Regions from separate parts of the Homo sapiens genome. Here region 2 is linked to region 1. Evidence: read pairs that join two places in POLR2A ChIA-PET (ENCODE). Cell type or tissue: endothelial cell of umbilical vein. All regions are shown on one strand. Links, peaks and the distances in the headings refer to the core of each region. The heading gives the core; the rest is flanking DNA. Region 1 has its middle 11 kb from the start of LTBP2. Region 2 has its middle 10 kb from the start of YLPM1.

The links. Peaks named below come from ENCODE experiments on the same cell type or tissue, not always from the same donor. Only the 100,000 strongest peaks of a DNase experiment are listed, where the experiment ranks them.
Region 2: POLR2A ChIA-PET joins it to region 1 with 9 read pairs; 12 of 35 experiments call an interaction of 5 or more read pairs at or near these places.

The regions. Positions count from the first base shown.
Region 1 is chr14:74,614,837-74,630,977 of GRCh38, forward strand. No RefSeq gene overlaps it. Among named protein-coding and RNA genes, the nearest start is that of LTBP2, 11 kb to the left of the region's middle. RefSeq lists enhancers at 2,693-3,892, 7,356-8,222, 15,908-16,141. In endothelial cell of umbilical vein, for the core only: no CTCF peak of the experiment used is centred there; DNase peaks (open chromatin) are centred at 1,855, 3,455, 5,065, 6,015 and 3 weaker places; H3K27ac peaks cover 6,335 bases.
Region 2 is chr14:74,744,754-74,760,894 of GRCh38, forward strand. No RefSeq gene overlaps it. Among named protein-coding and RNA genes, the nearest start is that of YLPM1, 10 kb to the right of the region's middle. In endothelial cell of umbilical vein, for the core only: no CTCF peak of the experiment used is centred there; no DNase peak of the experiment used is centred there.

The DNA.
Region 1 (16,141 bases), core at 1,291-9,290:
ACTGTCTTGCTGTAGTTTAATGCACCGAGGTGCCTGTAACATCCAGCAACATAGTCAGCATCAGTGGGGGGACAGTTATAGGGACAGAGCCTCCTCTTCTTGCAGATGACTGGTTCTCTCTGGGAGCTCCCTTCATTTGGTTTGAGTTGGGGAGTTCCCTCAGGGGAAATCTCAGCCCTGCCCACAAATGCAGCAGTGTTATGCTTCAGTGACTTTCTTCAATCCCTTTCATTTGTAGACTGGAATTGAGGGATGTAGTTTGATTGCTGTTGAACCTGTTCTGCCTTTAGTAAGGTGTCTAGTACTTCTCTTCAGAATGCAAGAATATTTAGCCCTCATTGTTCTATCTTTGTGGCTTCAGCAGATATTCCAAGAGCAGAGGAAAAGTCCTATTCAACAACCTATAAAATCATTTCTTGTCTGACTTCCCAAACCACAATGACAGCTCTAAAGCAACAGATATCTTGTCTGCGTTGCTCACCACTGTTTCTGCAGAACCTAGAACAGCCAAGAAGTATGTGTGAAATGGATAGCTAACTGAATGAAGGACACAGTAATCCCATCAAGTGGGGAGGGCTGGTATCATTAGACCCATTTTAAGAGAGAGGAACTGAGTTCTGGGTGGCAGCTCCTGATCCAGGTTCATGTGCTTGCTGCCTTTGGGGCTGGCTCTAAAGATCTCCTTGAACCCTACCCCTTGCATTTGACCATGAATGCCCCTTAGTTCCCAGAATGCTGCGTTCTGTTCCTGGGATGCTGCTCCTTCACAGCTGTGGAAGCCCCAGGTCCACACTTACCTCTCCTTGCCCAGATATCCACCCACCTCTGTAGTTCTGGGCTCCCTTCCTCTCCCCGGAACCTACCCACTTCCTTCAGAAGCTCCCCTCTAGATCCCTCAAGACCCACCTCAGATCCCCGTGGGCCTCCAAAAGCCAGAAACCTTGGCATCATCTTCGTCCCTGAGCTATTTTTTCCTCCTGTGTGTCCAAGTCATTATTACTGCTCCGTCTCCTCCGTCTGCATTTCTGGAAGTCTGCCGCCCATTCATCCCTCACCCTTCGCCTCCGCCAAAACCCTCACGCAGACCAACTTTCCCTCACCATCGGGCGCCCCTTCCACTCCTCAGTGAGTACAAGTGGTCCTTGGACGTTCCCACCCTGTTCGCCTGGGGACCATAACCCAGTTCATCTACTCCAAAGACTGGCATCTTCTACCCCATCCCGGCGCCACACTCTGTCCTGCCACCTACTTACTGCCCATATCTCCCTTACCCTCTAACTGCTGGGACTGATTGCAGCTCTTCAGAATCTCCAATCCCACAAACACTTGAGTTTTGCTTTTTTTTTTTAACCTGCCAAAATCGATAGAGCCTACTTTAGTCCAAACGCCATACTAAGCATGTTACATCAATTGGCTGATTTAACCAACCAAAGGAGGCATTATGATTTCCACGCATACAAAGGAGGAAACTGAGGTTGGCAATGGCTACTGGCTTGCCCAAGATGGCACAGCTGATAAATAGCAGAGGCAGGATTCAAACCTGGATCATTTTCCACCTGAGCCCAAGCTTTTAAGGTTACACCGCCTTGCCTCCACCCCGGGCTTGTAAGCCTGGAGCCCTCTTCACAATTGAATCATGACCTTTCCAACCACCCCACCACTATCACCACCAAAGGAGCTCTAGGGCATATCCCCAAATGCCCTCTTCCCTGCCTGCCAGCCCACTGTTCATGTACCTGGAGCTCATGTACCTGGAGATGTGGAGTTATCAGAACTTTCTGCCACCCTTAATCCTCTTGGCCCAGTGAAAGAAGGGAAGCTGTTTCAGCATGGCCGCTGACTCACCGTGTGTCACTTCCCCACCCCCTGATTAAAGCCTTCTCCCTCATTAGATCGCTGCTAAGCCTACTCACCCATCTCTTGGGTCTGGAGAGGAAAATCATCTCTGGAAAACCCGGCAGAGAGAGTCTAAAGGGTTGATAAAGAGATTCCAGCAGGGAAAGGTTTGCCCAGACACATGCCCCATGCAAGGGACAGCAGTCTCCTGGACTCCCAGGGCAAACTCACTGCTTTTCCATGTCTCACTGGAATAATGTTGGCAGCCAGAGGTCTACCAGAACCTGAGCTAATTTGGTAAATAAGGACCAAAAACAAGGGCCACATTTCGGCCCCCTTTGCTGAGACCCAGACTCCTGAAAGAATTCCAGGGATTTTTCTTGCTTGGAAGTAACTGGACCTCCAGCCCTGAATTCCTCTCCCCAGGAGAGCTTGTTCCCCTGCTCAGAACAAATAACACATTTCCTGGTTAATCAGAGGGCAGAATCGCTGAAGGAAAGTTTGACTGGGCCCCCAGCCTTCCAGACGGGAGCCGCTCATGGGCTTGGATGTTCTGCTCCAGACACTGGGCAGCTGGGACCCCAGCACTGCGCAGCCTCAGCCTCCAGTTTGGAAGGTGCAGGCCGTACAGAGAGGTGCCGACTCCCTCCTGTGTGAGGTTGTTAAGGCCCGCAAAGGCTGCCAGAACCATTCCACCTTAGGTGCCATGACCTGGCGTCCCCTCAAGAATTCACAACCACCCTGCCCTGGTCTGCCGGTGCCTGTCTCCTCCAAGTGGGTATGACATGCTGGCTGGTGGTGATAGCCATGGTATGGATGTTCCTGCAAAGGTAAGGTGAGCTGGCCTGTATTTCAGAGTGTGCTGGAAAGGGCCCTCCCACAAACATGTGGTGAACATTTACGTCTTCTGTGAGCGGAGCACAGTTCTGAGCTCATTTCCGTCTTCTGTGAATGCAGCACAGTTCTGAGCTTCATTTGGCTTCTACTTTCTTATCTGAAAGTTGAGATAATGATGTTCTTTTTGCCATTTTTCTCTTCAGGACAAACTAGCTAGCCAGCCCTGTTTACCCTGTCATGGGGCTAGGGGCAGGTGTCAATTACTACTCCTCCATTTACCAACTGATATTTCATTTATTGTTTGTTTGTTTGTTTGAGACAGGGTCTCACTCTGTCACCCAGGCTGGAGTGCAGTGGCACAATCTCGGCTCACTGCAGCATCCACCTCCTGGGTTCAAGCAATCCTCCAGCTTCAGCCCCCCAAGTAGCTGGGACTGTAGGTGCACGCCACCAAGCCTGGCTAATTTGTATTTTTTGTAGAGACGGGGTTTTGCCATTTTGCCCAGGCTGGTCTTGAACCCCTGGACTCAAGTGATCCTCCCGTCTCGGCCTCCTAAAGTGTTGGGATTATAGGTGTGAGCCACCACATCCAGCCTTGGTATTTCTTGAGCACTCAGAAGGTACCAGGCACTGTGCCAAGTCATCTTATAGTCACTTCCTTGTTTAATGAGAAGCGCTATTGATGAAGGAAGTGCTATTATTTCCCCACATAGCAGATGAGGAAATGAAGGCTCGGGGAAGTAAATGACTCATCCACAGTCACAAGCCAGTAGGTGGCTGCGCTGGGATTCACTCCTGGTTTGTCTGGTCCCAGATGCTAAACCAATGCCAGCTTCCAGGGGAAGGGAGACCACCGACAGCTGCATTTTTCTCAGAGCTGGAAGCATGCACAGCTGTTTGTGGTGTGGTGGGGGTGCTAATGGCTGCATGGGACTGTGGTCACAGGTCAGCCCCCACCAAGCATCCCCCATTCTCCTCAGGCCTGTTTACCAGCTAGGGGTCCGCTCTGAGTCAGGGCGGTGAATCTGATTCGCACCCACAGAGAAGAAGGAAGGAAGTCACAGCCACACTCACCCCACCTCCATCAAGTAGTCTGCAGTTGCTGAATAGAGCTCATCTCAACTCGTAGCTTTTCTCTTTGGGAAAGAGAAATGACATACATACAATGTCTATTTAGCTCTGTGTGGTAGAGGTGTTGCCATTCCCATTTCACAAGCCCAGAGGGGTAGTCGCTTGCTCAAGGCCACACAGCTGGGAGTTGAGCCAGGATTCAACTAAAAAGTCTGAACAACTCCAAAGTCCATGCTGTTTTCCCTGCAGCACACTGCACTCACACCAGGGTGTCCTGCAATGATGGGAAATGGGCAGCTCTTTCAAATCACTTAGTTCACTTCGCTTCCCTTCATTTCCAGTCTCTGGTGCATGGGTGGGCTGATCTGAAAGCTCCGTGCCATTCACTATAAGCTGAGATGTCATTTCCTATTTACCTGCATAAATTCCTTCAGTCCCTGGCTGGGGGTGGAGGGGTGGAGGAATCTTCTAAACCCCCGGGGGAGCCTGAAGCATAACTTCTCCTCAAGCACAGTCTCTGAAGACCTGAGCAGGACAACAGTGTGAGCAGCTGGAAGACCTCCTCCCTGTAATTCCTCCCAGTGAGACCAAGGGGACTTCATATGCTCTGCTGGAGGTGGAGAGAGTTACCCAGATGGGGAGAGCTCATGTACCTGGATTATTCTTTCAAAATCCCCAGGAAGAAAACCCTGTGGGCTGGGGGATTGTGCAGGCCTATCTAGGCTTCTAGAATGGCTGTGCAGGAATTTGAGGACAAAAAAGGACAAGAAGCAGCTTCCCTTGGCTGTCGCTGGCATCTTCCAGCCTGTGCCCACCTTGGCTTTGAGCTGGGTCATAGTAACACTCCTCACACCCTGAGGGATGAGGGATGCAGGGGCAGAGAGGAAGGTCTACAGTAGGGTCTTTCCTAAAACAAGCTCTCCCCAGGGAGGCCTGCAAGCCAGCTCCCTCTCACTCTCCATTGTCAAGACAAAGAGAGGAAGAGGATGCCTTCTGCCATCATCCCCTGAGTCCATTTTCCCTGGATCATCCATGGAGAGTGGGGGCTCAATGATGTTTGCCCTGGTGCCCCCAATACCCTCTCTAGGGCCCCAGTCCCTCAGGAACAGACCCAGACCTGGCAAATCCCCAGGAAAGGGCACAGACACCAGGCTGAGGGGGCAGGCGAGGTGCAGCAGATCCCAGTGGGCCCCGGCTAGTCCTAGTCTGAATGACTCATTCCTTGTTTCCGTCCACTGTGGTCTGAGTGCCTTGGCCCAGGGGCCCCCAAGAGGTTGTAACACAGGCTGGCCTCTCGCCCATCAGGGCTCAGCAGACAAAAATTAAAGATCTCACTCCTCAGGAACTCACACAGACAGCACAGGCATGCTCTGTACTCTGCCTCACCAGACCAGACCTCAGGCCAGAGGAGGCTGATGGCCAAGAGAGGAAGGAAAGTCGTCTCCAGCTGCTCCTCCTCCTCTTCACCCCCCATGACCTGCCATGAAGGCCTGGCCCTGCCCACTGTCTTCTTACTCCCCCTCTGGTCCTCCGCCTAACAGTGGTGGTGCCAGCGGCATCTCCTCAGCTCTGTTCCGTTCCTCCCCATTTCTGACTGAAGACAACAGCAAAGGTGAAACAGCCTGTGCCTCCCAGGAGGAACAGACTTATAGGGAACTAACCATACATTTTCTGGCAGCCCATTTCTGATTAAGTCACTCACCTGCTCAACAACCTTCAATGGATCCCCACTACTTCACAAATCAATCCCAAACTTCTTACTGGGTTTGACACACAAGCTTGTTTCATAACCCTCCCAGCCATGTATGCTGACACTCCGCACAGTCTCACCCTCTCAGAATCCCACCCAGTTTCCTCTCCCCCATCCCCTCACCCAAACACCTTGGCTGACATTATTTCCTTGATCTGGAATGTTCTTCACCACCCCTGCCTGTTTGTTTAAACTCCCATTTTAAAGGCCGCCTCTTCCATGAAGACTTCCTGGGCACCTCCCTCCATCTGGAAAGTTTGCTGCTTCCACCAAATCCCTGTAGCCCTCAACGTACTGCACTCTGCTCTGCATGACTAGTCCACAGCTATGGGTCCTGGAGTAGTAGGAAGAACAAGGGGCTTTGTGGTTCTAACCTCAGCACCATCATTTACCAGTTATGTGCCCTGGGCTAAGTGACTCATTGAGCCAGTTTCCTCACCAAGACAATAGAGATCCAATAGATACCTTTCTAAACAATGCCTAGAAAAAGCAACTGTACTTATCAGTGACATAACACTCCAGGCCACAGTGGATTGAACCAAAGATAAGCACCTGAGCCACAGGCAGCCCTTTCACTGGCCAGTCAGTGACCTAAGATTTCTGTGGGCTGACTTAAATACAGACATCATTGGTTGCTGAACAAATGAGATTCTCTCTGAAATTTCAACTAAGAAACTTTACTTTGAAAGCCAACCCCCTGGGATTAAAACAGACAAGTCCATGTTCCCTAGAGCTTACAGCCCAATGGAGCTCGTATAACCACACCGCAATAAAGCCAGAGAGGTGGAGTGACTTGCCCAGGGTCACACAGCTAGTCAGTTACACAGAGAAGGCTAGAGCTCAGGTCTCCCCACCAGGGCTTGGTCTAGGTTGGTTGGCTTCTACTACAGGATCAAAAGGATGGACCCTGAACTGATTGCCTACAGAAGGCTGAAGAGGCACCAGCCATACCCTATGTGAACCTATGCTAGGCACATGGGCGGCTTTGGTGCAAAGAATTCTTCCATTCCAAGCAGTCATTAAAACCAAAGTCAGATCATGTCTGGGAGCAGACTCCAGTTGGAATTCTGTGTCTGCCCTTAGTACATCTTTCTGATCACACCCCTTCCCCTCCCTGGGCCTCAGATTCCTCATCTACAAAAAGAAGATTTTTACAAATTCCCTGTCAACACTAAGATTTTGATTTGAGCAGCAGACAGATAAGGAGAGCATGTGGATCCAAGGAACTGCAGGGTCCACAGAATGTGCATGTGGAGGGGACTCCCCGAGATAGGCCATCCCATTTCTTCAATTTATGGCAGGGCAAACTGAGGCCCAAAGAGGGAGAGATGCTGGCCCAAGGTCATGTGACTGGTTATTGGCCAGCACTTGAACCAGGGCCTCCTGACTCCCAGGCCTTTCAACTCTTTCAGCTGCTGCAAGAAGCTGGGAGCTATCTGGCCGTCTGGGCCAGGGAAGCCAAGAGTCACTATGCATGTCAGGGCAGGGCCTCGGGGCTTGGGAACATCTCTGATGGTGAGTGTAAGTGGCAAAGCTGCTGGTGGAGAGGGGTGGCTCGAGGGTCCCGGAGGGCGTATTGGAGATGAGCTGTCAGCAGCTTCCCTCCTCTGGCTGACAAGAAGAAACAGGGAAGGGTCCATGATGGTTGAAGGGAAACAGTCCCCATTTCTGATAAAGCCACTGCTCCATGGAGTGCCCCCCGCAACTCACACACACACTATCCACCCCTGCCTGGCTGCTGAGACCTCCCACCCGCAATCTCCGTCTCAGGTTGTGTATTGGTATCCTCAGGCACACTATTTTGTGAAGCCTGGAATTCCTTTCACTGCCTGAGATGCTTCCAAGCACCCATTTCTAAAATTCAGCCTGTTTGGCTGGGATCATGATGCCCTCCCATTCCACAGACATTTTTTGAGCACCTAATATGTGTCAGGCACTGTGCTAGGCACGGGGACAACTTCACTCCCTTTGTGATGTTAAGTGCTTCCATAGGGGAATTGACACAGCCTTTTGGACTTACTGAAAAACTGCTAATTGTGCGAGGAGGGGCTTGGTTGGAGAACATTTCTCAGAAAGTCATGACTCTGACTTAAATCTTTTTTGAGACAGGGTTTTGCTGTGTCATCCAGGCTGGAGTGCAGTGGCACAATCACAGTTCACTGCAGCCTCAAACCAAGGCTCAAGAGATCCTCCCACCTCAGCCTCCCAAGCAGCTGGGACTACTGGCATGCACCAGCACACTCGGCTAATTTTTGTATTTTTCGTAGAGACAGGGTTTCACCATGTTCCCTGGGCTGGTTCCAAACTCCCGAGCTCAAGTAATCCATCCTCCTCGGCCTCCCAAAATGCTAGGATTACAGGTGTGAGCCACCACGCCTGGTTTCTGACTTAAATGTTTTTTGTTTTTTTTTTTTACTGGAGACAGGGTCTTACTTTCACCCAGGCTGGAGTGCAGTGGTGCAATCTCAGCTCACTGCAACCTCTGCCTCCTGGGCTCAAGTGATCCTCCCACCTCAACCTCCCAAGTAGCTGGAACCACAGGCACACACCACCATGCCTGGCTACTTTTTGTCTTTTTTATAGAGACGGGGTTTCACCATGTTACCCAGGCTTGTCTCGAACTCCTGAGCTCAAGTGATCCACCCGCCTCGGCCTCCCAAAGTGCTGGGAATATAAATGTGAGTCACTGTGCCCAGCCTCTGACTTAAATCTTAAAGTCTAAGAAGCAGTTTAGCATATGGGGAAGGGTGGGGCATGCCAAGGCAAAGGCAGTGAACGTGCAAATCCTGAGTGACTGGAAGGATTGCAAGAAGCTTGTATGGCTGAAGTTTCCATAGAAAGAAGGTTATGGAAAGGGAGGAGGCTGGAGGGGAAGGCTGGGGCTAATGCATGTGGAGCTTAGCTCTAACGAGCTCCTTCGCTCAGAAAAAGGAATCTGGCCAGGCACGGTGGCTCACGCCTGTAATCCCAGGACTTTGGGAGGCCAAGGCGGGTGGATCACCTGAGGTCAGAAGTTTAAGACCAGCCTGGCCAACATGGCAAAACCCCGTCTCTACTAAAAATACAAAAAAATTAGCTGGGCATGGTGGCACGCACCTGTAATCCCAGCTACTCAGGAGGCTGAGGCAGGAGAATCACTAGAATCCGGGAGGCGGAGGTTGCAGTGAGCTGAGATCACACCATTGCACTCCAGCCTGGTAAAAACAAGAGCAAAACTCAGTCTCAAAAAAAAAAAAAAAAAAGAAAAGAAAAGGAAAAAAGAATCTTTTTCCCACATCCAAGCCACCAGCTGGCCCCAGAGTGGGCAGACAACTACCTGGAATTCTGAAACTGATGTCTTCTGGTTAACAGGGAGGTCACTTGGGTGAGGAGGAAGCAGCATGATCTTATTCTCATCAACCCTCACTAAAGCCACCCCAAAATAAACATCTAAACATAAAGTCGTACAGATGCCAGACAGGTATTTGCCATGCTTAAAACAATGCCCAGTCCTGCTTCCCAGCACTGCATCCCCCCATGGCTTCTCTTTTCTAGAAAGTGAGGAGCTGCCAGTGCAACAGCTCTGGCCTGGCCCCTGGGCTCCTGCCGCCATGACCCACTAGCCAGACTGTGTCTCTTCCTTGCCCCAGCTACCTCCACTTTTCTAAACCCTCTCTGAATTTCCTACTCCCTTTGGACCCCCCGGGTTCCTCTGGGGACTCAGCCTCAGTCAGGCTCTTGTCCCCAGTCACTCATTCTTGCTGGGCCTCAGGTTCTTCTCTGATCCCATAAGCTCAAGTTGAAGTTATATCATGCCGGGTGTCACAATATACATCTCCAAGCCCACCTGCTCTTCGGCCTCCCTCATAGCTTTGCTTCATAGATAGAGAAGCCTTATGTGCTTGACATCAAACAGATACCTGAGGAGTGCCTGGTGCATTTCAGCCATTATTTCTTGAGTATCCCTTTGTCAGGCATCAGAGTTGCCAAGAAGAATAAGGCTAAGGACGGTCCCTACCCTCAAGCAGCTGCCAGTATAGTAGGAAAGGCAGACAGTACATATCATGGTAAGTGCTGTGAGTGAGATAAGATCAGGGTACAATGTGAATACAAGGACAGGGTACCTAATCCAGCCTGGGAGCATAGGATGGTCAGGGAAGGTCCTAGAGAAGATGCTGTCTGAGCTGGGGCTGGAAGGCTGGGCATGTCTCAGCCAGGAGAAGGTGAAAAGGCTGAGGAAGAGAAGGCAAAGCTGTGATTACCAGAGCCAGGTTCACACAAACTAAACCACACCCCATTCAACCCCGTTTCTTTTTTTTTTTTTAAGACAGAGTCTCACTCTACTAGAGTGATGTGGCCCAATCTTGGTTCATTGCAACCTCTGCCTCCCAGGCTCAAGCGATCCTCCCACCTCAGCCTCCCAAGCAGCTGGGACTACAGGTGCGCGCCAGCACGCTCGGCTAATTTTTGTATTTTTTGTAGAGACAGGGTCTTGCCATGTTACCCAGGGCTGGTCTCAAACTCCAGGTCTCAAGCAGTCCTCCCGCCTTGGCCTCCCAAAGTGCTAGGATTACAAATGTGAGCCACAGAACCCAGCCCCAGTTCCTTTTTCAATAGGGTTCCTGACCAGAGAAATGTTGTCCTATTTTTAATGATATTCAAATGAAATGGAAATGATATTCAATGTGGATAGGCTGAGAAAATGTGGAGCTCATGGTAATGCAATTAGGCATATGTGTAGATGTTTAAACAACCATTCCCCACATTGATGAATGAATGGAGGTCATTGAGACCTATAAACATGCATGAGACAGGGATGTAACCTACACAAAACTTCTCACAATTTTGAGATCAGAAAAATAATTTTTAGGCCGGGCGCAGTGGCCCACGCCTGTAATCCCAGCACTTTGGGAGGCTGAGGCAGGTGGATCACCTGAGGTTGGGAGTTCCAGACCAGCCTGACCAGCATGGAGAAACCCTGTCTCTACTAAAAATACAAAAAAATTAGCCAGGTGTGGTAATGCTTGCCTGTAATCCCGGCTACTCGGGAGGCTGAGTCAGGAGAATTGCTTGAACCCGGGAGGTGGAGGTTGCGGTGAGCCGAGATCACACCATTGCACTCCAGCCTGGGCAAGAAGAGCAAAACTCCATCTCAAAAAAAAAAAGAAAAAGAAAAGAAAAATAATTTTTATCAAATTTTCACATGACATAGAACTAGAAGAATAAATGATAAAACTGGATGATAGAAGCAAAATATAAACTGATCTTATCTAGAAATTTAATAGAGATAAGTAAAAAAGTCTTACATCTTGGTCCAGATAAATTAATAATTAACTTAAGGATAAGAGATACTTGCTTTGGGCCGGGCGTGGTGGCTCAAGCCTGTAATCCCAGCACTTTGGGAGGCCGAGGTGGGTGGATCACATGAGGTCAGGAGTTCAGGACTCCCAGCTACTTGGGAGGCTGAGGCGGGAGAAATGCTTGAACCCGGGAGGCGGAGGTTGCAGTGAGCCAGGATCACGCCATTGTACTCCAGCCTGGGTGACAGAGAGAGACTCCATCTCAAAAAAGAGAAAAAAAAAGAGATACTTGTTTTGATACCAGCTCATGTGAAATGACCCAAATTTGGGGAGACAGTGGTGCAAACTATTCAGCAGTGAATAGGGAGAGCCTAGGTAGCTACTGGTTCAAAATAAACTAACAATACAACTTCCTTAAAGGTCTAGTGCCATCTTGGATAGAATCCAGGGCTCAGAAGCCAGGTGCGGTGGCTCATGTCTGTAATACCAGCACTTTGGGAGGCCGAGCGGGGAGGATCACTTGAGGCCCGGAGTTCAAGACCAGCCTGGGCAACATAGCAAGACTCTGTCTCTACAAAATGGTCTGGTAAGAACCTATCTCTACAAAAAAAATTAAAAATTAGCTGGGTGTGGTGCACACCTGTAGTCTCAGCTATTCAGGAGGCTGAGGCAAGAGTATCATTTGAGCCCAGGAGTTCAAATCCAGCCTAAGTAACACAGAGAGACTCTGTCACAGAGAGAGACAAAAAGTATATTTAAGGGCGAGGGTTAACAGTAAATGGGCATCACATCTTATTGGGATGATAAAATGTTCCAATATTGATTTACAGTGATGGTTGTAAAACTTGGTAAGTTTACTAAAAATTGAATTATGCACTTGAAAATGGTAGATTATATGATATACAATATATGCCTCTATAATTTTTTTTATAAGAGTTAAGAGTTTCAGGCCAGGCGTGGTGGCTCACGCCTGTAATCCCAGCGCTTTGGGAGGCCAAGGCAGGCGGATCACCTGAGGTCAGGAGAACAGCCTGACCAACATGGAGAAACCCCATCTCTACTAAAAATACAAAATTAGCTGGGCGTGGTGGTACATGCCTGTAATCCCAGCTACTTGGGAGGCTGAGGCAGGAAAATTGCTTGGACCTGGGAGGTGGAGGTTGCGGTGAGCCAAGATAGAGCTATTGCACTCCAGCCTGGGCAACAAAAGCAAAACTCTGTCTCAAAAAAAAAAAAAAAAGAATTTCGGGCAGGCGAGGAGGTGGCTTACGCCTGTAATCTCAGCACTTTGGGAGGCCAAGGCAGGCGGATCACCTGAAGTCAGGAGTTCCAGACCAGCCTGGCCACCATGGCACAACCCTGTCTCTACTAAAAAAAAAAAAAAAAATACAAAAATTAGCAGGGTGTGGTGGTGCATGCCTGTAATCCCAGCTACCTGGGAGGCTGAGGCAGGAGAATGGCTTGAACTTGGGAGGCAGAGGTTGCAGTGAGCTGAGATCGTGTCATTGCACTCCAGCCCGAGTGACAAGAGTGAAACTATGTCTCAAAAAAAAAAAAAAGAGAGAGGAGTTTCGTACTTCAAGGTTGGGGAAAGGAGAATATCCTGCAAAGGAGATAATGAAGAAAAGTCCGAAGTGGAAAGGGGAAGTGCCATAGAACCCGATGAAAGAGACATTTTAAAGAAGGAAACTGTGGCCAACTCTAGGCAAAGCCACCGAGGTGTCACATAAAATGGAAACTTAATAGTTTCCATTAACCAGGCACGATGGCTCACCCCTACAATCCCAGCACTTTGGGAGGTGGAGGCAGGCTGATGCTTGACCCCAGGAGTTCGAGACCAGCCTGGGCAACATGGCAAAACCCTGTCTCTTCTAAAAATACAAAAATTAGCCAGGCATGGTGGTGTACACCTGTAATCCCAGCTACTTGGAAGGCTGAGGCACAAGAATCAGTTGAACCTGGGAAGCGGAGGTTGCAGTGAACTGAGATCGCGCCACTGTACTCCAGCCTGGGCAACAGAGCAAGAATCTATCTCAAAAAAAAAAAAAAATAGTACTTTATTTATCACAGTGGAGTTCACAATAGAGTTTCAGATTCAGGACTAGGAACAGCAAAAACATGGAAATACAGATTTCCGCTCTAGTAAATGCAGCACGTGGAGCTCTCCAACGGCAGGACAGATCCCACTGCTGAGTAATGAATGAGCTCTCTGACACCGGTAGTATTCAAAGAGAGCCTGGATGAGGCATTGTAGAAGGGATTTCTACATGGAAGGAAGATCTTTAAGGAGTACGAGTCTGTGAAAGGCCCAGGGTTTTCCTAAGATTTCATGACTTCTCTTTGCTGAAGACCTCTTCTCCACCCCTGGCCTTGGGCTCCTCATCTCAAGCATTGAGAGCTTGACCTGTGGGAAGGCAGAATGGCCCAGCCTCCTGAAGCCCCAGGGACCTCACTGCTGTTGGGTAGGGGTCCTTCAACCTCTGATGGCTCCCTTGAGTAATGAGCTAGCCCAGGGGTGGGTGATCACACAACAGCAGGTTTTCCCAAAGTCAGTGGAGAGAACTGAGTAATCCTGGGAGACCAGGAGAAAGAGACTGAAGGGCAAGGGAGATGGCATGGGAGGACTGGTCCTCCTTTTTAAATATGTGGGGCCAGCTGTCTTTGTGTCTCTGCCTCACCCTCACACAACATTTCCCCAGGGATAAGATGTGGGAAGGAGAGGCTACAAGATGAAGTTCATGGTAACTGTGTGGAGGGTTCCTGAGATAGGAAGAGGAGGAGGATATAAAGCACCTAGCCAGGCATGGTGGTGCGCACCCGTAGTCCCAGCTACTTGGGAGGCTGAGGTGAAAGGACTGCTTGAGCCCAGGAGTTTCAGAACTGGTCAACATAGCAAGACCCTGTTTTTAAAAAATAAAAAACTTGGAAAGCTGTGTGGAGCTTCTGCACTGCTTGAGCTGCTGATGGTCAGGTCTGTGTCAGCTGGCATTGTTCCAACATGAACTTTGAACCCATAGCAAAGGGGAAGGAATCCTTGACAACTCCCAGAGTGGGCCTGACAAGCTACGGTGCTGCCTGGTCACCAAAAAGGACACACAAGAGGCAATCCATTCTCCCAGCCAACATTTCCTGGGCATCTTCTATGTGCCAGGCCCCCTCACAGAGCTTGCAGTCGTTCATTCTGCTCATTCATTAATACGAGGAAACTGCCCCAAAACTGCAAGGAAAATGCCAACCAGGCTAGGTAACAGAGCTGAAGGAAAAAGAGCCAAGTGCATGCTTTGAGCCTGCCTCATGAAGTCAAGTCAAACATCTTTCTTTCTTGTCTCTGTACAAGAACTCCAGCTGGGGAGGAAGGAGGAGGTGACAGCAACAGTACATGCTTCCCATTGTACAGATGGCAATCTTGATCTCCGAACTGCTGCATGCCCAGCCACAGGGGGCATCCCATGTGACAAGGAATTAGAACTACACTGCTTCCTAATACTATATTTCGTGGCAGGAGGAGTTGGAACCAAGGGACCTCAGGTTACTCTCCCAGGATGTGGGAGGGGAAAGGTAAAGGTAGTGTGAAGTGGGCCTCAGCAGAACCTCAGAGCCAAAAGGAACTCCGGGGACCATCTGACCTGCAGCCCCTCCACCCCCAGCCCCCATTCCACAAACAACCATCCCATAGCCCATATTGCTCCCCTGGGTTCCAGGAGACAGTGTCCCAGGTTTTGCCTTCTCTGGTCTTTTCTTCCACATGCCCTGAATCTAAGGAAACACTGGGGCCCATCAGGCTCACAGATGACTGTGTTCCCACTTCCACACCAAATGGTACCAGCAGCACATGTCAGCTGGGAGCAGTGGCTTTCAAACCTTTTAACCACAACTCATACTAATTACTTTTTTTTTTGAGATGGAGTTTCGCTCTTGTTGCCCAGGCTAGAGTGCAATGGCACCATCTCGGCTCACTGCAACTTCTGCCTCCCAGGTTCAAGCAATTCTCCTGCCTCAGCCTCCCTAGTAGCTGGGATTACAGGCACCCATGACCATGCCCAGCTAATTTTTGTATTTTTAGTAGAGACGGGTTTTCACCATGTTGGCCAGGCTGGTCTTGAACTTCTGACCTCAGGTGATCCACCTGCCTCGGCCTCCCAAAGTGCTGGGATTACAGACGTGAGCCACCACGCCTGGCCCTGTTTTGTTTTTAATGCTGGTTGTGACTCACTATGGTGATTTCACAACCCACATGTGCATTTCAATGCCCACCTGGGCTAGAGGTACAGGCTCAGCTGCCGGAGTCCTTAACAGAGGTGGGGATAACTAAGGGCAAACCAAGAGGGTAAGGCATGAAGGAGCAGCAGGATGGGCAGTTTATATGTCCCCAGAAGAAAGGCCTTGGAACCCCTCAGCCTGAAGAAAAAGGAGGCCAAGGGCAGGCTCTGTCAGATCTTCACCTATACCAAGGCGTTTTCTTCATTTGCTTGTTTGTCCCATATAGAAGACAGTGAGCGGTATTCTTCACACTGAGCACAAGAAAAGGGGAGTTGACAAAAACTGCAGTGGAAAATAAGTCAGTGCAACACAGGCTGGGTGGGTGAGTATGTGCAGGGAGTGAGGGCAGCAAGAGATTCTACGCATTAAAAAAGGATCGTGGCCAAGTGCAGTGGCTCACACCTACAATCCCAGCACTTTGGAAGGCTGAGGCAGGTGGATCACTTGAGCTCAGGAGTTTGAGACCAGCCTTTACAACACAGCAAGACCCTGTCTCCACCAAAAATACAAAAAATTAGCCGAGCGTGGTGGTGCATGCCCTGTAGTCCCAGCTATTCGGGAGGCTGAGGTGGTAGGGATCACTTGAGCAGGGGAGGCAGAGGTTGCAGTGAGCTGAGATCGCACTACTGCACCCCAGCCTGGGCAACAGAGTGAGACCCTGTCTCAAAACAAAACAAAACAAAACAAAAAACGGTTCATGTGACGTTTCTTCTTATTAAAGGTAAGGGGAAGTGGGGAAGTCAGTTGTCCAAGAAAACTGGTAAATGCTCAGCAATCCGGGATGGTTGTGATGTTTCCCAGAAGACACTGGAAGGGCTAAGATGATTTGAGGGGGTCCTGTCCAGCCCTGGGAGTTCACTACCTCCTTAGCTCGCCCCAACAAAACCTGCCAGTGGACTTTCACCCTGGCTTGGGGTTGGCTGAGGAAGGTTTGGCTAGATCCACAGGCTGCCCAGGCAGAAAGGCCTCCCCATTTCCAGACCCTGAAAGAGAACCAGGCCAGGGAAAATCTGAGAGAGAGAGTGAGAACCTGTGGAGGGGCCAGGTGTAGGGAGGAGGCCGCACACTGTGTGCTGTATCCAAGTGTTCCAGACTGGGTGGGAAGCAC
Region 2 (16,141 bases), core at 4,672-12,671, 130 kb after region 1:
CCGGCTAATTTTGTGTTTTTAGTAGAGATGGTGTTTTGCCATGTTGGCGAAGCTGGTTTTGAACCCCTGACCTCAGGTGATCCACCCACCTCAGCCTCCCAAAGTGCTGGGATTACAGGTGTGAGCCACCCATGCCCAGCCTATGCTTATACTTTTTATTTTTGACTCTTTCAGAAGTCAAAAGCAGAAAAATACATTAGAGTGTCCTAAAACTCGTGCTTTTTTTTTTTTTTTTTTTTTTGAGGCAAAGTCTTGCCCTGTCACCCAGGCTGGAATGCAATGGCACAATCTCAGCTCACTGCAACCTCCGCCTCCTGGATTCAAGCGATTCTCCTGCCTTAGCCTCTCAAGTAGCTAGGATTACAGGCGTGCGCCACCATGCCTGGCTAATTTTTTGTATCTTTAGTGGAGACGGGGTTTCACCATGTTGACCAGGCTGGTCTCGAACTCCTGATCTCGTGATCTGCCCACAGCCTCCCAAAGTGCTGGGATTACAGGTGTGAGCCACCACACCCAGCTTTTTTTTTTTTTTTTAACTACTTAGTGTTTCCACTTCATGAAAGTCGCTACTGTATTGTTTTGTGCATGGATACTCATAACTGATATAGTTCTTCCTAATTGTAGCCTTTGGCATTGTGTTAGTCCGTTTTCATGCTGGTGATAAAGACGTATCAGAGAGTGGGTAATTTATAAACAAAAGGAGGTTTAATGGACTCACTGTTCCATATGGCTGGGGAGGCCTCACAATCATATGATGCAAAGTGAAAGGCATGTCTTACATGGTGGCAGAGGAGAGAATAAGAGCGAAGTGAAAAGGAAAACTCCTTATAAAACCATCAGATCTAATCCCAGCACTTTGGGAGGCTGAGGCGGGCAGATCACAAGGTCAGGAGATCAAGACCATCCTGGCTAACACAGTGAAACCCCGTCTCTACTAAAAATACAAAAAATTAGCTGGACGTGGTGGCAGGCGCCTGTAGTCCCAGCTTCTTGGGAGGCTGAGGCAGAAGAATGGCATGAACCTGGGAGGTGGAGCTTGCAGTGAGCCTAGATCGTGCCACCGCACTCCAGCCTGGGTGACAGAGCGAGACTCCATCTCAAAAAAAAAAAAAACCAAAAACCAAAAAACCATCAGATCTCGTGAGACTTATTCACTACCATGAGAACAGTATGGGGGAAATTGCCCTCATGATTTAATGAACTCTCACCGGGTCTCTCCCACAACACATGGGAATTATGGGAGCTAAACTCAGGATGAGATTTGGGTGGGGACACAGTCAAACCATATCAGGCATTATAATATATCCTTTTGCCTTATTTAATGATTTTTGGCCTAAATTCTACTTTTTCTGATGTTAAGAACAGGACTTAAATGCTTTCTTTTTCTACTTCTTTTTGTATTGCATTTACCTTATATATTTTGTCCATCTTTTGATTTTTACCTTTTCTAAATTCATTATCCCCAAAGTAGGGTGCTCCAGACTAGTCACTGCTGTGTGTCCTTTGTTTTCTTTTTCTATTCTTTTTTTTTTTTTTTTTTTTGAGACAGAGTCTCGCTTTGTCACCAGGCTAAATAAAGTGCAGTGGCGCGATCTCAGCTCACTGCATCCTTTGCCTCCCAGGTTCAAGGGATTCTCCTGCCTCAGCCTCCTGAGTAGCTGGGATTACAGGCACGCGTCAACACACCCAGCTAATTTTTATATTTTTAGTAGAGATGAGGTTTCACCATGTTGGCCAGGATGGTCTTGATATCCTGACCTCGTAATCCACCTGCCTTGGCTTCCCAAAGTATTGGGATTACAGGCGTGAGCCACTGCCCCTGACTGCTTTTTTTTTTTTTTTTTTTTTAAGAGAAATCTCCCTCTGTCACCCAGGCTGGAGTGCAGTGGGGTGATCTTGGCTCACTGCAGCCTCTGCCTCTTGGGTTCAAGCGATTCTCCTGCCTCAGCCTCTGGAGTAGCTGGGACTATAGGCATGCACCACCACACCTGGCTAATTTTTGTATTTTTTTAGTAGAGTCAGGGTTTTGCCATGCTGCCCAGGCTGGTTTCGAACTCCTGACCTCAAGTGATCCTCCCGCCTCAGCCCCCCAAAGTGCTGGGATTACAGGCATGAGCCACCAGACCCAGCTTTTTTTCTTTTTTAAAACGGGAGTGTTCACTGTGGATGTTCTGTTCCTATTCCGCCATTGTATATGTGGTGTTTAAAGGCAGATTATTTGTCCTTTTGTCGCATAGGTCTCTAGATCAAGTGAAGCCACACCTCCTGAGATAGAAACTACTACATATACCCCTTGCTTGCATCACCTACATATACCTCTACTCTGCATCACCTAGATGTGGTGGTCCTTGAGCATGATGACATTACTGGACAGGACTTTAAGATTGTCTCTGTGGGTGAGGGAATTGTGTATACTTTGCCTGTGATTGGGAAAGTGAGTTCAACATTTGGTAAACAGAAGGGTAGAGTGTAGCAACGGCTTGTGCTGGTCACCAAGTATTCTGGCTCTCTGTTTTACGGACCAAGGTAGCATTGCTCTTCCCCACCACCTTTAAAGTCAGATGTGGCAAAGCGACTTGCTTTGGCCAATGCAATGTGAGTGAAGATGACATGTATCATTTCTTGACAGAAGCTTTAAGTCATTGTGTGATTAGCTGTGCCCCCTTTGCCCTGTGTTGGTAATCATGAAAGCCTGGAAATGGAAACTGACTTGGCCTGGGTCCCACAGAACATCTCAGCCAGTTCATGGTGGTGACATTAGGGTGAACAATAAGTAAGCATTTCTTGTTTTAAGCCATTGATATTTGGGTTGTTGTTTGTTTGTTTGCTTTTATTACTGCAGCATGACCTTGGCCTATACCAACTGATAAAGTATATGTTAAAAAGTTGGAGTTGAAGCAATTAGAAAAGAAAAAGAAATAAAAGATATCCAAATTGGAAAGGAAGTAAAATGATCTCTATTCACAGATGATATGATCTTACATATCAAAATCCCTAAAGAATTCACAAAACACTGTTACAATGAATAAATGATTTCAGCAAAGTTTCAGGATACAAAATCAACACACAAAAATCAGTAGCATTTTATATAGTAATAATCACATGACTGATCTGAAAAAGAAATTAAGGAACCAATCCCATTTGCTATGCATCAAAAAGGATAAAATACTTAGCAGTAAAACTAACCAAAGAGGTGACAGACTTGTACACTGAAAATTATAGAACATTGCTAAAAGAAATTTTTTTAAAAAGATACAAAAATATAGAAAGACATCCCACACTCATGGATTAGAAGACCCCATATCATTAAAATGTCTATACTACCCAAAGCGATCTACAGATTCAATGTAATCCTTATGAAAATCCCAATGGCAGGTGGGGCGTGGTGGCTCACGCCTGTAATCCCAGCACTTTGGGAGGCCAAGGCGGGCAGATCACTAGGTCAGGAGTTCAAGACCAGCCTGACCAACATGGTGACACCCCATCTCTACTAAAAAATACAAAAATTACCCAGGCATGGTGGTGCACTCCTGTAGTCCCAGCTACTTGGGAGGCTGAGGCAGGAGAATTGCTTGAACCTGGGAGATGGAGGTTGCAGTGAGCCAAGATCATGCCACTGCATCCCAGCCTGGGCAACAGGGCAAGACTCCATCTCAGAAAAAGAAAGGAAAAAGAAAAAAACAAAAGAAAATCCCAATGGCACTTTTTGCGGAAATAGAAAAAGCCATCCTAAAATTCATACAAAATCTCAAGGGACCCCATATAGCCAAAAAAAAAAAAATCTTGAAAAAGAAGACTGAAGTTGGAGGTCTCACAATTTCTGATTGCGTACTACAAAGCAGCAGTAATCAAGAAAGCATGGAACTGGCATAAAGACAGATATGTAGACCAATAGAATAGAATAGAGAGCCCAGAAGTAAACCCTTGGATATTTGGCCAAATGATTTTTAACAAGGGTAATGCTGGAGAAAGGTCACTCTCTTTGACAAATTCTGTTGAGAAAGTTGGATGTCCACATGCAAAATAATGAAGTTGGACCTTACACCATATACAAAAATTAACTCAAAATGGATTAAAAACCTAAATATAAGGACTAAAACTATAAAACTCCTAGATTAAGCTGGGCATGGTGGCTCACGCCTGTAATCACAGCACTTTTGGAGGCCAAGGCAAGCAGATCACCTGAGGTCGGGAGTTCGAGACCAGCCTGACCAACATGTTGAAACCCCATCTCTACTAAAAGTACAAAATTAGCTGGGTGTGGTGGCTCGTGCCTGTAATCCCAGCTACTCGGGAGGCTGAGGCAGGAGAATTGCTTGAACCTGGGAGGTGGAGGTTGCAGTGAGCCGAGATTGCACCATTGCACTCCAGCCTGGGCAACAAGAGCAAAACTGTGTCTCAAAAAAAACCCAGAAATTTATTTTTTCACAGTTCTGGAGTGTAAGGAAAGTCCAAGATGAAGGCACTGGCATCTGGTGAGGGCCTTCTTGCTGTGTCCTCACATGGCAAACAAATGACAAGCTAGTCAAAGGCTGCATAAAGCTTCTTTTGTAAGGGCCTTAATCCTGTTAATGAGGGAGGAGCCCTACTGGCCTAATCACCTCTTAAAGATCTCACCTCTTGGCCAGGTGCTGTGGCTCATTCCTGTAATCCCAGTATTTTGGGAGGCCAAAGCGGATGGATCATCTGAGGTCAGGAGTTCAAGACCAGCCTGGCCAACATGTTGAAACCCCATTTCTACTAAAAATACAAAAAAATTAGCTGGGCATGGTAGCGCATGCCTGTAATCCCAGCTACTCACGAGGTTAAGGCTGGAGGATTGCTTAAATCCGGGAGGCAGAGGTTGCAGTGAGCCGAGATGATGCCACTACACTCAAGCCTGAGCAACAACAGTGAAACTCCCTCTCAAAAAAAAAAAAAAACAAATGCCACCTCTTAATACTATTATAGTGACATCATGTAGATTTTGGAGGAGACACATTCAAATCATAGCAGATGGTAAATTTAATATTATCTTTTTTAAAAAAAACACAAAGTAAATATGGATATGTAGATCAAAGCAATGCACAGTGGGAAATGAAAGTTTAATTATCAAAGGAACTGTTGATCAGAACATCATATCCATTTAAGGTTGTTTTATTGGTTTTTGTTTTGTTTTGTTTTGTTTTGTTTTTGTTTTTTTTAGGCAGGGTCTGGCTCTGTCACCCAGACTGGAGTGCAGTGGCATGATCTCAGCTCACTGCAACTTCTGCCTCCTTGGCTCAAGCCATCCTTCCATCTCAGCCTCCCAGGTATCTGGGACACCACATCCAGCTAATTTTTGTATTTACTGTAGAGATGGGGTTTCGCCATGTTGCGTAGGTTGGTCTCAAACTTCTGAGCTCAAGCGATCACCCACCTCAGCCCCCGAAAGTACTGGGATTACAGGCGTGAGCCACCGTGGCTTGCCTAAGCTTTATTTTAAAGGCTGTTTTCAATATTATTTGAAGATTGGGCAGTACATGATGCAATCAAACAAAACACAGGTTTCAGGTATGTATAAATACTTATGCTTTATTTCATATATAATGCTGTGTGTTCCTTGACACACACAGTTCTATGTATTCCAAGTGGTCACTGTAGTTTATCACAGGAAAATGTTAATGCCCTAGAAATTTTCATCTGAGGTATCTAAGCCCATAATAGGTCATCATTAAATAGTCTCTGAATTATTGTTGTGTATTATATATTGTGTGTATTTTGTGTATTATATATTGTGTATTATAAGTTACACCACAAATACTACAATATGTTCGCTCACTCTGGAAATTAAAAAGTGGGAGATACACTTTAATAAGTATAATGGATTGACCCATAGATGACTTTATATTACATAAACTACTTAAGACATATTCTTTGTGCTGCTTTTTCTAAAATAGAATATGTTAATATAAACATATTTGAAATTCAAAAAGCTTGGCCTGTGTCTGTTTTGTTTCTCAGTGCAATTTCTGTTATCAATGTGCTTATAAGTAATAATTTATTAATACTACTAATAAAAAATTAACATGATTGAGAGGAAAAAAATCTGGATTAATTAGCTAAAGAAATAAAGCAACCCAGGAGAGGGAAAAATAAGTTATAAAAAAGAAAGTGGGCCAGGTGCGGTGGCTCACACTGTAATCCCAGCAATTTGGGAGGCTGAGGCAGGTGGATCAACTGAGGTCAGGAGTTCGAGACCAGCCTGGCCAACATGGTGAAACCCCATCTCTACTAAAAATACAAAAATTAGCCGGACATGGTGGTGTGCACCTGTAATCCTAGCTATTCGGGAGGCTGAGGCAGGAGAATCATTTGAACCCAGTAGGTGGAGGTTGCAGTGGGCCAAGATCGCACTACTGCACTCCAGCCTGGGTGACAGAGCAAGACTCCATCTCAGAAAAAAAAAAAAGAAAGAAAGAAACTGGCTGAGACAGGAGGATCATTTGAGCCCCAGGAGTTTGAGATCAGCCTGGGTAACAAAACGAGACCCTGTCTCTACAAAAAATACAAAAATTAGTTGGGAGCAGTAGCATGCACCTGTAGTCTCAGCTACTTGGGAGACTGAGGCAGGAGGATTCCAATTCCTTGATCCCCTGAGTTGAGGATGCAATGAGCTATAATCCTGCCACTGCACTCCTGCCTGGGTGACAGAGTAAGATCCTGTCTCAAATAAATGAGTAAATAAATAAATGGCCAGGCATGGTGGCTCATGCCTGTAATCCCAGCACTTTGCGAGGCCTAGGCGGATCACCCGAGGTCAGGAGTTTGAGACCAGCCTGGCCAACATGGTGAAACCCCGTCTCTACTAAAAATACAAAAAAATTAGCCAGGCGTGGTGGCAGGCGCCTGTAATCCTAGCTACTCAGGAGGCTGAGGCAGGAGAATTGCTTGAACCCAGGAGGCGGAGGTTGCAGTGAGCCGAGATTGTGCCACTGCACTCCAGCCTGGGCGACTGAGTGAAACTCCATCTCAGAAAAAAAATAAAAAATAAAAATAAATAAATGTATCTGTCTGTTCTCACACTGCTATAAAAATCTATAATACCTAAGATTGGGTAATTTATGAAGGAAAGAGGTTTAATTGACTCACAGTTCTGCAGGCTGTACAGGAAGCATGGTGAGGGGAGGCCTCAGGAAACTTACAATCATGGCAGAAGGTGAAGGGGAGGCAAGCACGTCTTACCATGGCAGAGCAGGAGAGAGACAGTGAGCTAATAGGGGAGTGCCACCCACTTTTAAACCAGCAGATCTCATGAGAACTCACTCACTATCATGAGAACATGGGAGAAGTCCGCCTCCATGATCTAATCACCTCCCACCAGGTCCCTCCCCCAATATTGGGAATTACAATTCAACATGAGATTTGGGTGGGGACACAGAGCCAAATTACATCAATCAATCAATAAATAAGAAACTAGCAATCTAAAAGAGAGGAAGAGAAGAGAAAAAGAAGGCCAGGCACTGTGGCTCACGCCTGTAATCCCAGCACTTTGGGAGGCCGAGATGGGTGGATCACGAGGTCAGGAGATCGACACCATCCTGGCTAACATGGTGAAACCCGTCTCTACTAAAAAATACAAAAAAATTAGCCAGGCGTGGTGGCGGGCGCCTGTAGTCCCAGCTACTTGGGAGGCTGAGGCAGGAGAATGGCATGAACCCAGGAGGCGGAGCTTGCAGTGAGCCAAGATAGCGCCACTGCACTCCAGCCTGGGAGACAGAGCAAGACTCTGTCTCAAAAAAAAAAAAAAAAAAAAAGACAGGTGCAACAACTGAAAAAGCACAAAATAAAATTGTTAGATCTTCTCACTTAATCTTTATATATATAAATATATATGTAATATATATTTTATTTTTGAGTTGGAGTCTTGCTCTGTCACCCAGGCTAGAGTGCAGTGGCGTGATCTTGGCTCACTGAAACCTCCACCTCCCAAGTTCAAGCAATTCTTGTGCCTCCACCTCCTGAGTAACTGGGATTACAGGTACATACCACCATGCCTAGCTAAATGTGTATTTTCAGTAGAGACAGGGTTTCACCATGTTGGCCAGGCTGGTCTCAAACTCCTGGCCTCAAGTGATCTGCCCACCTCAGCCTCTCAAGTGCTGAGATTACAGGCATGAGCTACCACACCTGGCCTCAATCTTCTAAATATTTTGACCTCTTTTACATATTTGCCATTTTCTTCTCTTGTGTGCATTCTGGATCTTTCCTGAATTCTATCTTTCAGTTTTCTGATTCTCTCTTCAGCCTTGTCTAATATGCTGCTAAATTGTTAAATTCACTCATTTGGTTTTTTCTTTCAGTTAGATTTTTTACTACTAGAAGTTCTGTTTTGTTCTTTTTCGGATCTGTGTTTTCTTAGCTCATCTTTTCAAGCCTTTTTTTTTTTTTTTTTTTTTTTTGAGATGGAGTCTCGCTCTATTGCCCAGACTGGACTGCAGTGGTGCGATCTCAGCTCACTGCAACCTTCGCCTCCCGGGTTCAAGTGATTCTCCTGCCTCAGGCTCCCGAGTAGCTGTGACTACAGGCATGCACCACCATGCCCAGCTAATTTTTGTATTTTTAATAGAGGTGGGGTTTCACCATGTTGGCCAGGCTGGTTTCCAACTCCTGACCTTAGGTGATGTGCCTGTCTCAGCCTTCCAAAGTGCTGGGATTACAGGCATGAGCCACTGCACCCAGTTCAAATTACTCTAAGTATATATTTATACTCCCATCAACAGTACATGTGAATTTCAATTTTTCCACAACCTCATTAGAACTTGGTATTGTCAGTGTGGTAGATACTGCCAGTTGTCCCAGGATCTACTTTCCCCTTCTTCCTTTAATAACAGATTTAATGAGTTTCACCTGGATTGCAGCTGGGCATGCCCAACCAAATCATAGACAAGATGATGTGGCTGAAAGTAATATGCATCACTTCTGGGTCATGACCTTAGGAAGCATGCTCCTTAGAAGGTATGCTTCCCAAACTCGAGATCTTTTTGATGATGTTCTTTTTGCATTTGGTCTATACTTCCAAATTCCTTTTTATGTCCCTGTATTTGAACACATTTGCCTGACAATGAAGGCCCCTTCCCCAGGGTAGTGAATATTTATTGTTTTTGCTTGCCCACATCCACTCCTTCTTCCTAATAGTACCTAAATTATTTTTCTTGAAATGTTACATTTTCCTCAATATAGTAGTAGAATTTAGATCAGAGTGCCCAGCCCTTTCCCTATAGAAGCTGAAGGGGAGCACTGAAGGCTCCTTCTTTCAGAACCCTTCTCTCACTATCATCCCATATATCTAAGAAGGCATTCAGTGGCTTAGGGAGAAAAAAAAAAGAGTTGAACCTTGTTTCTTCCAGCATCCAGAGCCTTGACGGTGGAAGGGAAGAAGCACAGCATGAATATTGCCAAGGTTATATATGACCAGGTTACTCTGAGTCTGGACACAACCCATCGAGAATCCTGGTGAAATGCCTGCCTAAGGGTAGACCCCATAGCAGTTAATCTGCATCTAGATCCTGTTGTTTCCAATTGCATAAGCTACAAGAGCTAGCAGAGGTTTTATTCCAGAGAATGGTATGTAAACCACCAGCCAGTCAGAATATGTCCTCAAACCACTAGCTAATAAAATGTCACGTCCTCTTAGAGGCCTCATTCAAATCACTCTAGTAACCCTAAGAATGAAATGTAACAAGTAAGAAATGCAGCTAGGTTATAAACCTAGTCTGAAGGAGACTAATGGTAGTTGACTTTGACAGAACTGACAATTGGCAGCTGACTTCTCTGGGGTCTCCCACACAAAACCTTCTGTGTATTTGTGCTTCAACTCATCTTTTAGACCATTCTGAATCAGAGCACTTTATATTTTTATTGTTCTTTACTTTTCATGTTCTGGATTGGTGAAATTAATCTCTGAAAAATGGGCTGGGTTGGTCTTTATAATGTGAAGTCAATGTTACTAAGCTGTCATGAGGAGAGCATTATACCAACAATGAGGCTTCCTTTAAAGAATTTTTTGGACTGGATGTGGTCATTCACACCTGTAATCCCAGCAATTTGGGAGGCCAAGGCAGGAGGATTCCTTGGAGCCAAGAGTTTGAGACCAGCCTGCGCAAATAGTGAGACCCTATGTCCACCAAAAAGTAAAAAGTTAAAAAATTAGCCAAGAATAGTGGCGCATGCCTGTAGTTCCAGCTACTCTGGAGGCTAAGGCTGTGGGATCACTTGAGCCCAGGAGGTCAAGGCTGCAGTGGCTGTCATGGCGCCACTGTACTCCAGCCTGGGCAACAGAGTGAGCTCCTGTCTCTAAAAAAAATTTAAAAAGGAGGTTGGGTGCAGTGACTCATGCTTATAATCTCAGCACTTTGGGAGACTGATCACCTGACCTCAGGAGTTCGTGACCAGCCTGGGTAACATGGTGAAACCCCGTCTCTACTATAAATGCAAAAATTGGCCGGATGCAGTGGCTCAAGCCTGTAATCCCAGCACTTTGGGAGGCCGAGGTGGGTGGATCACCTGAGGTCAGGAGTTCGAGACCAGCCCAGCCAACACTGTGAAACCCTGTCTGTACTAAAACTACAAAAATTAGCCAGGCGTGATGGTGCATGCCTGTAATCCCAGCTACTCGGGAGGCTGAGGCAGGAGAATCGCTTGAACCCGCGAGGTGGAGGTTGCAGTGAGCTGAGATTGTGCCACTGCACTCCAACTTGGGCAACAGAGTGGGACTCTTAAAACAAAACAAAAAGCAAAAATTAGCCACGCAAGGTGGCTCATGCTTGTAATCCCAGCTACTCGGGAGGCTGAGGCAAGAGAATTGCTTGAACCCGGGAGGCGGAGGTTGCAGTGAGCTGAGATTGTGCCACTGGACTCCACCCTGGGCGACAGAGCAAGACATCTCAAAAAAAAATAATAATAATTAATTAATTTTTTAAAAATTGCCTGGCACAGTGGCTCACACCTGTAATCCCAGCACCTTGGGAGGCCAAGGCCGGTGGATCACTTGAGGTCAGGAGTTTGAGACCAGCCTTGCCAACATGGTGAAACCCCATCTCTACTAAAAATACAAAAATTAGCTGGGCCTGGTGGTGCACACCTGTAATCCTAGCTACTCAGGAGGCTGAGGCAGGAGAATCGCTTGAACCCAGGAGGCAGAGGCTGCAGTGAGCCGAGATTGCGCCACTGCACTCCAGCCTGGGCAACAGAACGAGACTCCGTCTCAAACAAAAAAAAAACTTAAAAAAAGAACAAATTTTTTGGAGACGGGGATTCTGCATAACAAAAATGACTGCTGGGCGCGGTGGCTCACGCCTGTAATCCCAGCACTTTGGGAGGCCGAGGCGGGTGGATCACCTGAGGTAGGGAGTTCAAGACCAGCCTGACCAACATGGAGAAACCCCGTCTCTACTAAAAATACAAAATTAGCCGGGGTGGTGGCGCATGCCTGTAATCCTAGCAACTCGGGAGGCTGAGGCAGGAGAATCGCTTGAACTCGGGAGGTGGAGGTTGCGGTGAGCCGAGATCGCGCCATTGCACTCCAGCCTGGGCAAAAAGGGCAAAACTCCATCTCCAAAAAAAAAACAAAAAACAAAAATGACTATGATCTTTGAAAAATAATTGTGCAGGCTAGAAACTTTGAGTGGCTGAAGTATATGTTAGTTCCCCGAGAGTAAGATTCTAGGGGATAGGATCCCCATGGCATCTAGAACAATGCCTAACTTTATCTTGAAACAATGAGGGGAATGTGAAAGGGCCTGTTTAAACAGTGGTGCTGTCTCCCAACTAGGTGCTGAAAGACCCTTTGTGTTGAGGGCAGGGATCTGGTTAGAGGACCTGAGAGCCTTAAGCTATCAGGCCAAGTGGGAAAGGAAAAGGCCAAGAGAAGAGTTTCCACCCACCTCCACCTAATCTTACCTTTCTCTGTCTTCCACTACCATCACTTTTTTTTCTTTTTCCCACCTTTTTTTTTTCAAAACTTTTTTCTTTTTTTCTTGATACAGGGTCTCACTCTGTTGCCCAGGTTGGAGTGCAGTGGTGTAATCTCAGCTCACTGCAACCTCTGCCTCCTGGGCTCAAGCCATCCTCCCACCTCAGCCTCTGGAATAGCTGGAACTATAGGCATGCACCACTATGCCTGGCTAATTTTTGTATTTTTTGTAGAGATGGGGTTTTGCCATGTTGCCCAGGCTGGTCTTGAACTTGTGAGCTCAAGCAATTGGCCCATCTCGGCCTTCCAAAGTGCTGGGATAACAGGTGTGAGCCACTGCACCCAGCTTAAAATGTTTTTTAAAATTGTGACATACAGCACACAGACAGGAAAGCACAAGGGATAAATGTACAGCTCCATACGTTTTAACAAAGAAAATATTTGTGAAATTACCACTTAGTTCAAGAAATTGGCTGGGCGCAGTGGCTCATGCCTGTAATTCCAACACTTTGGGAGGCCAAGGTGGGTGGATCATCTGAGGTCAGGAGTTCAAGACCAGCCTGGCCAACATGGTGAAACCCCATGTCTGCTAAAAATAAAAAAATTAGCTGGACATGGTAGTGGGCACCTGTAATCCCAGCTACTCAGGAGGTTGAGGCAGGAGAATCACTTGAACCTGGGAGGTGGAGGTTGCAGTGAGCCGAGAATGTGCCACTGTACTCCAGCCTGGGTGACAGTGCTAGACTGCATCTCAAAAAAAAAAAAAAAAAAAGAAAGAAATAGAACATTGTCAGCACCCTAGAAACCCACTCATGTCTCTCGCCACCAGGCCTACTCTTTCCCTTCTTCCCAAAGGCAACTACTACCCTCACTTCTAACATTTTAATTTGTTTGCTTATTTTTGAAATATATGTAAAGTTAATTGTACAATAAATATTCTTCTGAACTACTATTGTTCAACATTTTCATGAAGGTACATTTATTAAATTATAGCATATGGGAAAATGCACAAATCATAAGTGGTACAGCTTGATGAATTTTTCACAAACTGAATGTATCTATGTAACTAGCATGCAGATCAAGAAATGGAGCATTATCAGAAGTCCCCTTTGTGCCTCCTTCTAGTCACTATCCCTCTCTCCCAAGAGTAGCTACTATCCTGAGTTCTAACAGTATAAATCAGTTTTATTATTTTACCTTATATACATGAAAATATACAGTATATACTCTTTTCTTCGTAGCTTTTCTTGCTCAATATTGTTTGTGAGGTTCATCTGCATTGTTGCACATAGTTGTAGATCACTCATTCTCATTGCTGTTTTGTATTCCATTGTATAAATGTACCACAATTTGACGATTCATTCTAGTGTAGGTGGATATTTGGGTTGTTTTTTCCATTTTCAGCTATTACAAATACTGCCAGTATGGGCAGACATGGTGCCTTACACCTGTAACCCAGCACATTGGGAGGCCTAGGCAGGCAGATCGTCTGAGCTCAGAAGTTTGAGACCAGCCCGAGCAACATGCTGAAACTCTGCCTCCACAAAAAATACAAAAATTAGCTGTGCATGGTGCCGTGCACAGTAAGTAGTAGTCCCGGCTACTTGGGAGGATGAGGCGAGAGGGTCACTTGTGCCAGGGAGGTTGAGGCCACAGTGAGCTGTGATGGTGCTACTATTTGTTTGTATATAAATAGTATATTTGTGGCCGGATGCAGTGGCTCACGCCTGTAATCCCAGCACTGAGGAAGGCTGAGGTAGGCAGATCACGAGGTCAAGAGATGGAGACCATCCTGACCAACATGGTGAAACCCTGTCTCTGCTAAAAATACAAAAATTAGCCAGCCGTGGTGGCGTGTTCCCGTAATCCCAGCTACTCGGGAGGCTGAGGCAGAATTGCTTGAACTCAGGAGGTGGAGGTTGTAGTGAGCCGAGATCATGCCACTGCTCTCCAGCCTGGTGACAGAGGGAGACTCTGTCTCAAATAAATAAATAAATAAATAAATAAATAAATAAATAAATAAAAATAAATAAATAAATAGTATATTTGTACACTGTTAGAACTCAGGATAGTAGTGGGAGAAGATAGTGACTAGAAGGGGCACAAAGGGGACTTCTGGCAATGCTTCCTTTCTTGATCTGGGTGCTAGTTAAATAGATGCATTCAGTTTGTGAAAAATTCATCAAGCTGTACCACTTATGATTTGTGCACTTTTTTTTTCTTGAGACGGAGTTTCACTCACACTATCGCCCAGGCTGGAGAGCAGTGGCACGATCTCAGCTTACAGCTCACTGCAACCTCTGCCACTTGGGTTCAAGTGATTCTTTTGCGTCAGCCTCCCCAGTAGCTGGGATTACAAGTGTGTGCCACCACGCCTGGCTAATTTTTCTATTTTTAGTAGAGACAGGGTTTCACCATTTTGACCAGGCTGGTTTCAAACTGCTGACCTCAAGTGATCCACCCACCTTGGCTTCCCAAAGTGCTGGGATTACAGGCATAAGCCACCGTGCCCAGCCTGTGCACTTTTTTATATGCTATGATTTAATAAATGTTTCTTCATGAAAATGTTGAACAATGTGATCACTCCAGCCTGGGTGACACGGCGAGATTCTGCCTCAAAAACAAAAACAAACAAATACTGCCAGTATAAACATTCTTAGTTATGTCTCCCGGTGAACATATCTATGCATTTCTTTTTTTTTTTTTTTTTTGAGACGGAGTCTTGCTCTGTCGCCAGGCTGGAGTGCAGTGGTGCGGTCTTGGCTCACTGCAACCTCCACCTCCTGGGTTCAAGCGATTCTCCTGCCTCAGCCTCCCAAGCAGCTGAGATTACAGGCATGCACCACCATGCTCGGCTAATTTTTGTATTTTTAGTAGAGATGGGGTTTCACCATGTTGGCCAGGCTGGTCTTGAACTCCTGACCTGGTGATCTGCCCGCCTCGGCCTCCCAAAGTGCTGGGATTACAGGCGTGAGCCACTGCACCCGGACCACACCTATGCATTTCTGTTGGTTATATGCCTTAGAGTAAGATTCCTGGGTCATGGTCTGTTCAGATTTGGTAGATACTACCAGACAGTATTTCAGAGTAGTCATCCCAATTTACATTCCCACCAGCAGTGTATGAGAATTTCATTTGTTTCACAGCCTTGCCAACCTTCAATATTACATCTCTTATTTTAGCCATGTTGATGAGTTGTACATATACTGGTATCTCATTTTGGCTTTAGTTCACATAACCCTGGTTTCTATTGAGGTTGAATTCCTTTCACATGTATTGATAATTTAACTTTTATTTTATGTGAAATACCTTCACATCTCATTTTTCTCCTGTAAGTTGTCATTTTCAAATTGATTTGTGGGATTTCTCTACATTGTCTAAATGAATCCTTTGCAGGTTAAATGCGTCACAAATATTTCCTTGTACTCTGTAGTTTCTCAGTTTCTTTATGAAAGGTATCTATGTATAGATTATATATGTACATGTTTATTTGTATATTGGCTTTATGCCCAGCAATCTTTTGATTCCCATAATTTACCTGTAGATTATTTTGGATTTTGAATGTACACAATATAAGTAAACAATGACAATTTTGTTTCTTCCTCTCCAATACTTATTTCCTTCCTTCCTTCCTTTCTTCCCTCCCTCCTTCCTCTCTCCCTTCCTCCCTCCCTCCTTCCCTTTTCCTTTCTTTTTATACCCATTGCATTAGTAGGGCCTGCATTACAATGCTGATAAGATATTGTATTAGTTTCCTAAGGCTGCTGTAACAAAGCACCACAAACTGGGTGCCTTAAAACAACAGAAATGTATTCTTCACAGTTCTAGGGACTAGAAGTCTGAAATCATGGTATTGGCAGGGTCATGCTCCCTTTGAAACCTGTAGGGGAATTCTTTCCAGCTTCTTCTTAGCTTCTGGCGGTTTGCGGCCAATCTTGGGTTTTCCTTGTCTTGTAGCAGCATAATCCCAGAATCCCAGTCTCTGCCTTCATCATCACATAGTGTTCTCCCTCTGCCTCTGTGTCTTCACATGACCATCTTATTTTAAGGACACCAGATACATTGGATTTGGGGCCCACTCTAACATGACCTGATCTTAACTAATTACATCTATAACTACCTGATTTCCAAATGAGGTCACATTCTGTAGTACTGGGTGTTAGAACTTCAACATATTCAACTCATAACAGATGTGATGATAGTGGACGT